Linked DNA regions of Homo sapiens: regions 1 and 2 are each linked to region 3. A link is a contact called in ENCODE Hi-C or POLR2A ChIA-PET data. All regions are on one chromosome and are shown on one strand. Each heading gives the region's core, a stretch centred on a gene start or an enhancer-like site at or near the end of the contact. The rest is flanking DNA. Distances are from core to core; before and after follow the strand shown.

The links. A loop is a pair of places that touch in the nucleus more often than their neighbours do. ChIA-PET counts read pairs that join two places held with the same protein, here RNA polymerase II (POLR2A). Pooled maps may share reads with other maps.
Region 1: a map of heart right ventricle shows a loop between it and region 3 (1.9-fold over the local background). The contact joins the enhancer-like site here to the promoter of RAB23 in region 3. A Hi-C loop is called at or near these places in 8 of 168 maps with a recorded cell type or tissue (CD8-positive, alpha-beta T cell, HepG2, K562 and 3 more), 6 of 37 single-sample maps with no recorded cell type and 8 of 50 pooled maps. POLR2A ChIA-PET finds 5 or more read pairs at or near these places in 8 of 52 experiments (CD8-positive, alpha-beta memory T cell, GM12878, HEK293 and 4 more).
Region 2: a loop to region 3 is called in a map of CD8-positive, alpha-beta T cell, with 13 times the contacts of the local background. The contact joins the promoter of PRIM2 here to the promoter of RAB23 in region 3. A Hi-C loop is called at or near these places in 37 of 168 maps with a recorded cell type or tissue (B cell, CD4-positive, alpha-beta T cell, CD4-positive, alpha-beta memory T cell and 28 more), 18 of 37 single-sample maps with no recorded cell type and 40 of 50 pooled maps. POLR2A ChIA-PET finds 5 or more read pairs at or near these places in 14 of 52 experiments (A549, AG04449, AG04450 and 9 more).

The regions. Positions count from the first base shown.
Region 1 is chr6:57,107,335-57,111,530 of GRCh38, forward strand. The region is part of intron 3 of ZNF451 (zinc finger protein 451); the gene reads left to right. Among named protein-coding and RNA genes, the nearest start is that of ZNF451, 19 kb to the left of the region's middle. Within about 2 kb of position 1,482, at least 2 of the 41 ENCODE cell types and tissues checked have a DNase peak (open chromatin) inside an H3K27ac peak, as active enhancers do; they include GM12878 and OCI-LY7, where a contact is called at or near this core.
Region 2 is chr6:57,314,888-57,319,731 of GRCh38, forward strand. It overlaps PRIM2 (DNA primase subunit 2), which reads left to right and starts at 2,743. Exons shown (of 14, transcript NM_000947.5): 1 at 2,743-2,814; 2 at 3,550-3,712. The coding sequence starts at 3,559. RefSeq lists a silencer at 1,828-1,877.
Region 3 is chr6:57,219,674-57,224,030 of GRCh38, forward strand. It overlaps RAB23 (RAB23, member RAS oncogene family), which reads right to left and starts at 2,634. Exons shown (of 7, transcript NM_016277.5): 1 at 2,053-2,634. It also overlaps a transcript of PRIM2 not described here. RefSeq lists a silencer at 1,988-2,337.

The sequences.
Region 1 (4,196 bases), core at 232-2,731, 110 kb before region 3:
ATATTTAAATACCATGTCTTTAAAGCATTATTAGAAGAGATATTCTAGTTTCTTCTAATGTCCCTTTTAAAAAAAATATAGCCAGTCCAATATCTCAAACTACTTTGATTTTTGAACTTAAATCAACTTTTAGTGCTACCTTGTTTAATGGTAGTAGTATTTTCTCATTTCTACATGTTCACACAAGTTTATTATATATAGTTTATGGTCATATGTATCTTATAAAAATTTTGAAGCCCATCCCCATGGATTTATTATAATACAGCTCTGATATATCTTAAAGTTAACCCGTTTTCCGTAGATGTTAAGGGCTTTACTGGTTGAGGTAACCTATTTCAAATGGTCTGTTGGGTTTTGTGGTACCTTGTCAAGAATTCAATAAGAATTCTCAGGCTGTCTGTATTTTCTTTTAGGACTTTGGAGATCTCTCAAGTTGTACTGTTTTCTAGTATTCCTGAGTATATTCCTTTGGTAACGTGAAAGTAAATAGTTTATATTTGATGATTTTTTTTTTTTTTTTTTGAGACGGAGTCTTGCTCTGTCACCCAGGCTGGAGTACAGTGGTGAGATCACGGCTCACTGCAAGCTCTGCCTCCCGGGTTCACGCCATTCTCCTGCCTAAGCCTCCTGAGTAGCTGGGACTACAGGCGCCCGCCACCACACCCGGCGAATTTTTTGTATTTTTAGTAGAGATGGGGTTTCACCGTGTTAGTCCAGGTGGTCTCAATCTCCTGAACCTTGTGATCCACCTACCTTGGCCTCCCAAAGTGCTGGGATTACAGGCGTGAGCCACAGTGCCCGGCCTGTATTTGGTGATATTTTAAAAAATTCTACTTTGACCTTAAGTGCTTCAAGAATTGTGTTCAGTTAGTAGTCCTTTTGTAAGACTAACTTTCATATGCTATCTTTGCTCCATGAGCTATCATAGTACTGTTTTCTTTCATTACCCGTAAGAGTGGCTCTATCACAGCATTTACTGTTAAGGGCTACAGTTAGACCTCTTGTTAACTCTACTTTTATTTGTGATGGCTGTGTTTCACACTACCTTGATTTATAAATGTAGTAATGTGTTAAATAACTATATGTTGTGGTCCCTTAATACCTCTTTTGATTGGTGAGGTAACAGTGATGTGGATGATGAAATAAAAACGTTTCCCCAAGTCACTAAACACAGTTTTCAATTCATTTTTTTTTACATATTTAATTTACATCTAACTACTGTTAGGTATGCAGCCCGTTCCTTTTTGCCTTCAGTAGAATATAGTTATATAAGTAGTCTCATTTAGATTCTTGGGACAGAACGGCCTGTGTATTGATCTTTCTTTAATGGCTTGGAACAGCTTCTATATATTCTGACAGGTCTTGGAAGCATGTTAATATCCGTGTGTTTAATTGTCATCTTCCTGCCTGGGAAGGCAGTAGAAGAAAGAATCTACATTTGTATAGTCTGTAGTACAGGCTCTGTGCTGATTGCAAGGCACTCTTGAGAGAAATTCATTCTTATTTTGCAGAAGAAGAACTGAAACTTCATTAAGTCATTAAGCAACTTGCTCAGGTGGTGGAACTGAGCTTTAAATATGGACTTTTTCCAGTCTCAATTCAGCATTATACTAGGCTGCCTCCATGTGTTTTTCAAAGCCCCATTCAAGTTTTACTTCTATGGTAAACTAATTTTACATACACAAATCTTTTCATTTTCTGAACTTCCTTTATGGCTTTACTGTCACCCCACTAGTATTTGATGTCTTAGCTATTAACTAATTCCTGATTATTTCACTTGTCACATCAGGAACCCTATCCTCTTAGTTCTCCCATTGAGATTTCACTGCTGGACTAAGATTATTCTTGATTCGTAGTCATTGGTTTCTGTTTCCATTCATTTTCAGCACTGATTATGTTAATCGTATTGCTTGAGTTTTTTCTTTGTTCAATGTTGTTTATTACATTCATTTTGTTTCATATACACACATTTTTTTTTTTTAACTGGCATTTTGAGGATATTGGTTTAATGGAAGGAAAAAGGAATGGTGCAAAGCACATGGTATTTGAATTCCAAAGACCTTGACCCTCAGCATTAGCAAGTCACTTGTTTTCTGAGCCTCAGTTTTCTTACTCTCAAATGAGGTAATATCCGAAAGTACTTTGACAACACACTAAAGCCTGATGCAGATTTCCTTTTTGAAGTAATTGTGCTGTTTCTATTCATATTGGATATGGTATTCTATGGTATTGGCTATAGATACATACATTTTAAAATGTTATTTAACAGCATGTAAATGTTCATTTCATGCCATGTGATCATGTTCCCCTTTATGATTTTTTAAGGCTGTCTTACAAGCCTAACAGTGTACTAAGTCATTAAAAGATATATTTAAAGTAAAATAGTCTCTTTTCTCAAGTACAAGCTAAGAAATGCTCATAATAATAAAATAAGAGAATGTAGAATGAGGAGTTAGAGTGTATATGTATGTGTATACAATTTTTGATAGATGGTATTTTGTTATTTCATATCTGTGTTGAAAACAGTCTTTTAGTTTGTCAGACATCTTTTTCAGTACCTGCTATGTGCAGGCAGGTATTGAGAAAGGTCTGAGAATACTGAGGGTTAATAAGAGATGGTATATTCTCCAGAGAAATAAATACCACTAAAGTATAAGAGCAGATGTCCTTTTTGGAAGAATGCCTGTGGTGATGGAATAAGAAAAGCCATATAGAGGGGTGAGGAAAAGCTTTTCTTACCAAGTGTGTGAGCTGAGTTTTGGAGGATGATTAGGCAAGAGTTAGTTGGCCTGGTGGAGAAACAGGAGCCAGACATTCAGCTGGAGGAACAGGAGTGTGGAACAGTGTGGGTAACACAATGGGGTGTGTCTGGTTTCAGAATTATAAGAAATAGTCTTTAGGGGGAACAGAAATGAAGGAGACTAAATAGATGATGATAAATTATCTGTGAATATGTACTGGTTCCTACATATTCAAAGTGTGCTAAGTTTGTACAGCCATTACTTGTAAGGTTCTAGGAGTTGTCTCTCTAGGGGTTGGTTTGTACCATAGTCCATTATGTACATCTAGAACAATTCTTTCTTTCCCGGAACTGAGCCCAAGGTGGGCTTTCTACAGTGCACCTCTGGCTCTGGGGCAGCTCAAGCAATCAGAAAGAACTGAGGCACTGGTAGAAAACAACTCTGAGGATGAACAGGATAATGTTCCTGAAGTGGAATGTGGTATCCCTTCATGGTTAAATGGTTGCATACTTCAGGGTCACCTATGGAAAGGTGTCCTCAGGGTAGCTAAAAGTGGTTAATTTCCTTGTGTTTTGACTTACAGATCATTTCTAGGTGGACTTGGGGAAAATAAAGTTACTTATAAAAATATTGCTTCATTGGCATTTGGAGGTGTTGTATTGAAGGAGGAAGTGGGTTCCTATCACCAGAACCCTCTCTAGGTGTTTCAGATAGGAAACTGGGTTGTAGACCTTGTCCCAGTAATATCTCCAGCAGCTCCAACACATTTTGTCAACTTCGTATTCGTTTTTTAAGTTTTTTTCCTTGCTGTTGGCCACCTTTACCTTCTTTTTTTTTTTTTTCCTTCTTTTTCCCTTATTTTTTGAGACAGTCTCACTCTGGCGCCCAAGCTGGAGTACAGTGGGGTCATATCGGCTAACTGCAACCTCCACCTCCCAGGTTCAAGCGATTCTCCTGCCTCAGCCTCCCAAGTAGCTAGGATTACAGGCGCATGCCACCATTCCTGGCTAATTTTTTGTATTTTTAGTAGAGATGGGGTTTTGCCATGTTGGCCAGGCTGGTCTCGAACTCCTGACCTCAAGTGATCTGCCCACTTTGGCCTCCCGAAGTGCTGGGATTGCAGGCGTGAGCCACCGTACCAGGCCCCATTCCCACTTTTACTTTTATTTTCTCTACAGTTCATCCTTTTTTTTTTTTTTCCTTCTGTGCCAGAGGTGGAACAGTGGCACTCAGGGTTAAAAAACTCCCTTTTGCTTTGTCACACTTCATATTCAGAGTTACTGTGGGGTTTTTTTGTTTTTTTTTTTTTGTTTTTTGTTTCTTGAGACGGAGTCTCACTCTGTCGCTGAGGCTAGAGTGCAGTGGTGCGATCTTGGCTCACTGCAACCTCTGCCTCCCGGGTTCAAGCGATTCTCTTGCCTCAGCCTCCCGAGTAGCTGGAATCGCAGGCACCTG
Region 2 (4,844 bases), core at 1,493-3,992, 95 kb after region 3:
CTCTGGATTCAGAAAAACACCCTTCACAGTGAGGTAGTGACCAAAACTGTGGCATTAGGAAACAATAAAAATGCTGGAATAGCTGACCAACACAGGGTATTTTGTTCCCCGGGGCTTAAAATCAGTTTTTAATATGATGAAAAGGCAGCTATTATGTGACATAGTAAGATATTGGTATGTTAAGCATGAACATATATTTCCAGTTTTCTCTGAGCTGGTCATGAAATGACACTGGCTACTTCGTCTTTTAATTGGGCAGATATTGTAGGAAGTACTTTGGGGATCACAGAGATGAACAAAAGGGCTCATCCAAAGAAAGCTTAAAACCTAGTAGTGCTGGAATTCTTAACTAGCCACATATGGTGATCTTGAACCTCTTGAAATAGTATAGATGTGTGTGTAGGTGCATTTTTCTGAAGAGAGCTTTCATCACATTGTCCAGTGGTTCATAGACCTAATTAACATCCCTCTACTACAGAAGTTCTTAATCTTGATCTTCCAAAAGATAAAGAACTTCTGTAGTAGAGGGCTATAATTATTTAAAGAACTACACCATATGGGAGTCATGAAGAGCCTCAGGGGTTTAAATGAGGAGCAAAACAGGTGGCAACACTGAGTAGTTTCATTATAAAATCCTTGACAATTTTGCAGGAGAAAATTTCTTTGCCTCTAGTGATAAAAACATTTTTCATATTTAACAGTAGTTATTTTTTCTATGAGTTACCTCTTCTTCTTCTTGTCCTATTTTTCTGTTTGTGTCTTAGGATTTTTTTCCTAATGAGTTAACTTCTTTGTATCCTGATGGCATTAACCTTTTCGATGTTATACTTTTGGTAGACCTTTCTCTAGTTTGATGAGTGCAAAATACTTCTGTGAATTTTTTACATGCATAATTTTATACTTTTTATGGTCAAGTCTTTATATCTTTTTTCTTTGTAATTTATAATATTTAAATTTGTTTGCTATCCAGAGATAAGATATTCATGTAAATATTCTTATGGTCTGTGATGCAGGTTTTTTCAGGCAGTTTATATGCTTTCAGGTGTCTTCTTTGGACCACGTGATGTATTTGTATTACGTATTTGTATTATGTATTTAATACAGAGAGGAAGAAATGAGGTGAAGCTCTGCTGTCATATTACTGGAATTGGTGTAGTGAGATCGTTAGCACAGTGGGGCCTGGAGAGTTTCTCTGGGTTTGAACATGGCTCTGACATTTTGTGTCCTTTTGACTTCATTTAACTTCTCTGTTCTTCAGTTTCCGTATCTAGAAAATACGTTTAATATAATAACCTTTGGGAGGCCGAGGTGGGCGGATCACGAGGTCAGGAGTTCGAGACCAGCTTGCCAACATGGTGAAACCCCATCTTTACTAAAAATACAAAAATTAGCCAGGCGCCTGTAATCCCAGCTATTTGGGAGGCTGAGGCAGGAGAATCGCTTGAATCCCGGAGGCGGAGGTTGCAGTGAGCCAAGATCGCTCCACTGCACTCCAGCCTGGGCGACAGAACAAGACTCTGTCTCGGGTATTGGTGGTGGGTCGGGGGGAATAACCTATCTTATGTGGTTATGATAATAAAATGAGTTGATATGTAAACCACTTAGAACAGGTCCTGATATAAAGTCAGTGCCAGCCACAGTTTAGTCCAGGCTGGGTAGATGCTTTGAAGCTTGATATTGTTTCAATGTACTTTGCATTTCTAAAAACGTGAACATTTCAAAGCATTCATTTGATCTCCTAAGGACTACCTATACCGGAGCCTCATTCCAGCACATTTGTAAGCGAGGCACGCCTCCTAGAGGCCACGAGTGAAGTTAATTTCCAGTTCTCGAAAATCTTACAGACAGCGGAGAACTGGTGTGGTGGCTCTGACGCCCCGCTTGTGAGTCTGCAGTCGGACATCTGGAAAGTAAGCGGCACGTCCGCGTGATTTCCAGTGCTTCATCTTCTTCCACCCTACCTTCCCTCCGAGGCTGGGTTCTTCTAATTCCTGTAGATTGCAGAGCGATTCCTGCGAATGTGCCTTCTTTCATTCATTCTAGTTCATTCCACAGATAATTCAGCTGCGCGCTTCCTCTGTGCGAGGCATTGCCGGAGAGCGGGGAGCGAATTGAACGTGGAACCTGCCAGTAGGGGCTTGCCGCCCAATACGAAATTCAAAATATGTATTGTATGTAGACGGGCAAACTAACGAGGATCTTGTAACTTGTTTTCTCATCTGCCAAATGGGGGTAATACGATCTTATAGGACCTTATAGGTCGCTGAAAGATTAAACGAGCGGAAAAAAAAGAGCCCCTAATAGTGAGCTAGGTGCAAAAAAGATCCTAATGCCTTTTTTCCTCATTCCTCCCCAGATTGAAAGTGATGAGTGCCAGCCCTGAGGGTTAAAGCGCCATATTTTCCTCAATATAGGGAATATTTGTTAGTGTCCCCAGACGAAGTTACATTGGTTCAATTTTCGGCGTGTGGGAGTTTTCGCCACTAGCATTCAGCACCCCAGTTTCAACCGTTAAAGCTACCGACTCCACATACAGGAAATGCATCTTAAAATTTGGAAAAAAAATCCCCAAAACACTGACATCCAAACACTTTAAAGCTGCCAAGGTGGACGGAACACCTTGAATTCCCAGACGCGCTCCACTGAGCATGCCCAGAGCCTCAGGCCAAACCCCCTCCTACCCGCCAAGGGGAGGTGGGGCAGGGCTGGCCTTCTGTGCTAGTCACTTCCTCTTCCGGTTTCATATGAACTCTCCCGCCACCCGGGAACAGTGGCTGCCACCGTTTGTGTTTTCCCGAGTTTGAATTCTTGCAGGTAGGGGAAACTTCCGCGAATTTAGGACAGAGAGCAATCCTGTTATTAAGGCTTGCAAGTCGAGAGAAAGGAGAGATGGATCACTTTGCAGGCAGCAGTAGCAGAAGGACAGACTTGGCGGGTTGGTTGTTTGGGGCAGACACCCAGGTACCAGGGAGGAGTTGGGGAGAGATAGGTTTGCCAGTGGAGTGAGGAGGGGTGTTGGGGATGGAACTTTTGTAAGGCACTTGTGGATGCTCCCGAAAAGGAGTTCCGAAAGACAGTTGCTCTGTTTCCCAGAGTCATAACAGAGGAAGTGAGTAACTGGACCCAGTCCATCAAGTAAGACCCTCATTTAGCCAGAACCTACAGCACTTTCCTCTAAGTTCAGGATTGCAGACCACGTAAAACCTTATGTTAACTCTTGGGATCGTAAAGATCCAAGAACAGTGACACACAGGCCTATAATGAGCAGGCAACATCACCTGACTTTCATGTTGCTGAAAATTAGGATCACCACCTGCATCTGCTCTAGCGCCTCTCCCACCCCCATTACAAAATTATTATAGGTGTATTGTAGAAAATCTGGAAACGAGAGAAGGACATCACCCAGGAATTGCCACTGCTAACATTTTGTGCATGCCCTCAAATCCATTTTTTTTCTGTGTTTGTGGAATTATTTTTTCGTGTTTTTTCTTTTTTTTCCCCCAACTTTGTTTTCCATCATTTTACGCTTTTTGTGTACTTCCTTCTAAGGTGACCAAGATGGAGTTTTCTGGAAGAAAGTGGAGGAAGCTGAGGTTGGCAGGTGACCAGAGGAATGCTTCCTACCCTCATTGCCTTCAGTTTTACTTGCAGCCACCTTCTGAAAACATATCTTTAATAGAATTTGAAAACTTGGCTATTGATAGAGTTAAATGTAAGTACTATTTAAATTAGAATGTATATATTCTTGAGAAGCTCACTTACCCTTTGTGAGAATGAATGAAGGTAATTCATTTCCTTCATTCAGCAATCCATTCAACAAGTATTTATTGAGGTAATTCATATCCTTCATTCAGCAATCCATTCAACAAATATTTGTTGAGGGTTTGGTACTCATTCATTTATTTATTGTACAATGCATATTATTGAGTGCCATTATGTTCTAGGTGGCAGGGATTTTGAGATGAATAATGTTATTTTTTGTTGAAGTTTTATTCTAGTACATGGAGACAGACATCCAAAATAATAGTCATAATTCAGTATTTTAACTGCTCTAGTAGAAGTAAATGGTAGTGCTGTTGAAACAAAGAAGTGGGAGTGACTGACTTAGTCTTATTAAATGAGCTTCTTAGAGAAGTTGAAATGTGATCTGGACATACTGAAGAATGAGTAGAAATTTTCCAGCAGAGAAGAAGTGAAGAGTTTTTCCAAGCTGAGATAATGGCCTATGCAAAGGCTTGGAGCATGAAAGAGAATTTCATATTTGAGCTAACAGTAACAAGTTCAGGAATTCAGGGTGGATGGAGAAGTATGGAGGGCATTTTGTGCCATGCTAATGATATGATATTGGGGTGTAAGAAGGATGTGGCCACCGTCCTGGGGGCCTACTTAATCCTCAGTGTGTTGCTAGAGAAAAGAATGGGCTAGACATGAATTGAAACAGAAACACTAGCGTTGTCTTCAGAGTTTATGTTCCAGGATATCCCTGTGGGGAAATCAGAAGGAAAGGTGAGATACTGTTAATCATTCTTAGAGGAGCAGGGTAAGCACTGCTAATACAGAGAGGAGGCACTCAGTGCCTGTGTGTTGAATGAAAGAATGAAGACAAGGGAGAAAAGGGTTTTAGAAAGCTTAGCAGTGTCAATACTTCATAGGGATTAAGATGGTGATTGAAAAGTGTCCCTTGGGTTTGGCACTTGAGGTGAAATGATAAGGGCCTGAACTATGATAATGACAATGGCAGTGGTAGGAAGGGAGAGAGTTAAGGGATACTGAGGAGTTAGCATTGATAGGATTTGGTGACTGGATATGAGGAGTGAGGGAGCAGGTGTGGAGTGGCTGCAGTT
Region 3 (4,357 bases), core at 1,384-3,883:
TGATTTTTAACAAAGGTGCAAAAGCAATTCAATGGAGAGAAGACAGTCTTTTCAACAAATAGTGACGGAACAACTGGACATCCATATGCAAAAAAGTAAACCTTCACACCTTATACAATTAACTCAAATGGATCACAGATCTAAATGGAACACTTTTATAAAACAATTTTTAGAAGGAGAAAATCTTGACCTGTTAGGCAGAGTTTTTAGACATGACACCAGATGACCCATAAAAGGAAAAACTGATACTGGACTTCACCAAAATTAAAAACATTGCTGTCTGAAAGACACTGTTAGAATGAAGAGAAAGACAGACTGGAAGAAAATACCTGAAAAACACGTATCTAACATATAATTTGTATCCAAAACATATAAAGAGCCTTCAAAACTCAACATAAGAAAACAGCCCAATTTAAAAATGGGCAAGAGACTTTGCCAGATACCTCACCAACGACTCCATGTGGCAAATGAACACATGAAAACATGTACATCTTTAGCCATTAGTTAAAGGCACATTAAAACCACAAGGAGATACCACTACACACCTATTAGAATGGCTAAATTTAAAAAAACTGACACTATCAAATGCTGGGAGTATGTGGAGCAACTAGAACTCTCACATGTTGCTTGTGGGAATGCAAAATGACACAGATACTCCAGAAAACAGTTTAACAGTTTTTTAAAAGTTAAACATACATTTACCATATGACCCTGCAATCCACTCCTAGCAATACCCTAGAGAAATGAAAACATGTCCATGCAAAAACCTGTACATGGTATTTATAGCAGATTGATTCATAATCACAGAAAACTGAAAACAACCTCAATGTCCTTCCATGGGCAGATGTTGAAACAGACTGTGGCATATCCACATAATAAAATAGTACTCAGCAATAAAAAAAGAAATTATCCATACATGAAACAACTTGGAGAAATCTTAAAGGCATTATGCTGAGTGAAAAAAAGCTAACATCGAAAGATTACTAACTGTTATGATTTCATTTCTAGAAAAGATTAGTAATTGCCAGGGGTAAGGAGTATGATATAATGGGATCACATTAGGTTTTTTTTCTGTGGCGGGGGAGCGATAGATTTGTTCTACATCCTTACTGTAGTGGTGGTTACATGAGTCTAAAATTCGCAGAACTGTACATCGAAAAAAAATCAATTTTACCATACACTTTTTAAAATAATAAATTAATTTCCTTAAAATAAATTTAAAGAAAAAAGCCAAATTAAATTTTAACAGGCAGTCGGACTCTTGCTTTTCAGAAACTATAGACTTAAAGCACTAGATCAAAACAATTACGTTCCTAGAAATAAGCATACTTCTGAGTACAATTAAAAACCTCGACAATAATACTTTATATAAATACCCTTTCCCCAAAACTTTTAACATTTTGCTAATGCGGTCTAATAAATTAGAGAAGCAAAGGGTGAGTTAACTCACTAATCAAAAGGTTGTTTTCTCATAACAGCCTTTATTTAAGTAGAAGTACAGGTTATATTTGTAAAAATACTGAAAAACTTCTTAGGGTCAATGAAATTACCTAGATGTTAGGAGATACATAAAAACCTAGAGAAGTTAACAGCCCTTTTCAGACCCTACTGCCACTTCACTAGCTCCTGATAATGAAGTTCTTACTCTCACACGCTCTCAGGTTCTTACTCCTGGGAACTGCCGATGGCTCCTCGGATCTCCGAGTAAAGTTAATTCTGTAGCAACCAGTGTCAATGGAACAGCACAATTTGGCTCATTCATATTCCAGCACTCTATGAACAAGAAACTAGGGAAGGGTGGGGTCGCGGGTAAAGAGTGGTCGCACTGCAGGGAGGAGTCTAAATGCCAGGGTGGAGCTGAGGACTCTCTTCGCCATCAAACCTAACCTGAGCACTTCACGCCCTTACTGGTGTCTGGCCCAGCCCGGGTCGCCCCTTCCCCAGTCGGGACTTGGGGCAGGCAAAAAGCCGAACGTTCGGCCAGACTGGGGACGCAGCGCCGCCCTCGCTCCACCCCTCTTTCCCGCCCACCAGGCAATTCCAGGTACCCACCGCTGGGAGCTGGGAGGGGGCGCCGGGCTGGCGCTGCCGCCCACCTTCTCTAGCTGGAACTTGGGATCGGTGCTCAGGGAGGGGAGAGCCGGCGCTCGGCGGTCCGAACCGGGGGATGGGGGAGCCGGGCCGGGAGGCCCCTGCCCTCGATACCCCTGCCCACTCCGGAGAGTAAGGCACAACCCGGGACCCCGGGGAGAAGCTGAGTCTTCCCCAGTGGAGCCGGACGAACCCCCAGCCCCTGGAGAGGGCGAGTGAGTGCAGCGCCGCTGCACCGCAGCGCGAGCCGCTACTCACCGTCCCCCACCGGCCGCGGACCCGCCGCCCGGCGCCACCGGCTCCTCCTGGTCGCGGCGCAACCGCTGCCGCCGCTGTCTCCTCCCGACGCGCCAGCTCTCCCTGCGGGGCCGAGCGGCTAGTTCGCACCCTCTTTCGCTCTCTTAAGAATGATTATGATTTTTAAACGAACTTTATTAGTAGCCAGGGCTCAGATTGAGTGGCTCAGCAGCAGCTCCGCCGGGGGTGGTGGGGCGCGGGAGTCTCGACTCCCCTCATCTGTGGACCCGCCGCGCTGCGGAGCATGCGCCGTGCTTCGTCTGCGCATGCTCTGTGCGGACCCGCGGCCCTGCCCCGCCCCTGTTCTGGCGGGTGGCTGGCGGCGGCTCAGCTTTCCAGGCGCCTCCAAGGGAGCCCGGGAGGGCAGTGGGGAGATCAGAGACGAGCAGGATCTCCTAGATCGTGAACTCTAGAAAAGAGAAATCGGCCAATGACGGTCCGCATGAGTTTCGCCTACAGAGTTATCACACTTCCAGTGTCCTCAAAGGGCTTGCCCCGCTTCGGACACCTACCTTATTTTCTTGACCAGATGACATCTTAAGTGGCCAAGTGAGCAAAAAAATGTCGAGCAAAGTCGAAAACGCACTCACACAGCCTGCAGGACAAAATAGAAGCCTGAGATGGTTAATTATTCAGAGAAGCGAACCAAAAACGAAAAGGTTCCGCAAAAGCAATCTCAACTTTGCTTCAGTTGTTTTTATATTTCAAAATAAAATAGAATAGAAAAAAAAGATGGAAAATACCAAGTGTTGGCCAGGATGTAGAGTAACTGCATTCTTCTACTTTGCTGCTGGAATGTAAACTGGAACAACTCCTTTGAAAAACAGTTTGGGACTGTCTGCAAAAGGTGCATACCCTATGGCCCCGCAGTTCCACGCCTGCATATAGAGCAAAGAGAAACGAATACTTAGGGTGCACGGACAGGCAGGTATCAGAATGTTCGTAGCTGCATTTATTGTAATAATTCCTTAATGAGAATAACCCAAAAGACCATCAACAATAGAATAAATTAATGAAATTACACAGAGTTCATATAATGAAACACTATACAGCAACGCAAAAAAGCATCTGCAATTACAGGCAATAACGTGAATCAACTGGGGAAACCTAATGCCCAGCATAAAAAGACAACAAAAGTACACATGGCATAAGTCCATTTCTATAAACTACAAAAACAGAAGAACTAAGAGGCTCAAAGTTAGCATAATGGTTACCTTGGTGGGCAGGGGATAGTGACTGGAAGGAGTTAGCGACTAGAAGAGGGGCTTCCAGTTAGCAACTGGAAGAGGGGCTTCCTTCTAGTGAGGTTCTCTCCGTTGATTTTGGCGCTAGTTATAAATGCGTGTCCATTTGTGAAAATTCAAGCTGTACTCTTATGCACATTTTTCTGTATGTGAATTATAATTCACACTTAATAATTTTAAAAATTAGTGGAGATTATTTTACCTATAATAGCAATAGTATTTGTAAGAAATTTAATATCAAGTAGCTAACAGATTTATCTCTAGGATTTGGTTGGCAGTATCTCTTAAACTTGAGTAACGTACTGATGCCCTTTCTGAGAAAAGAAAAAAAACAATTAAAAAGTTGGCAAATGACTTGAATAGACATTTCTCCAAAGAAGGTATACAAATGGCCGATGAGCACATGAAAAGAGACTCAAGGTCACTAATCATGAGGGAAATGCAACTCAAAACCATGAGATACAACTTCACACTCATTAAAATGATGATTATAAACAAAGCAGAACAGAAAATAAATATGAGTGTTGGCAAGGATGTGGAAAAATTATAACCTTTGTGTGCTGCTGGTGGGAATGTAAAATGGTACGGCCACTATGGAAAATTGTATGGTTCATCAGAACATTAAAAATAGAATTATCGTATGATTAAATAATTCCACTTCTGAGTATATATTCAAAAGAATTGAAAACAGGGACTCAAAAAAAAATTTGTACAACCATGTTTAT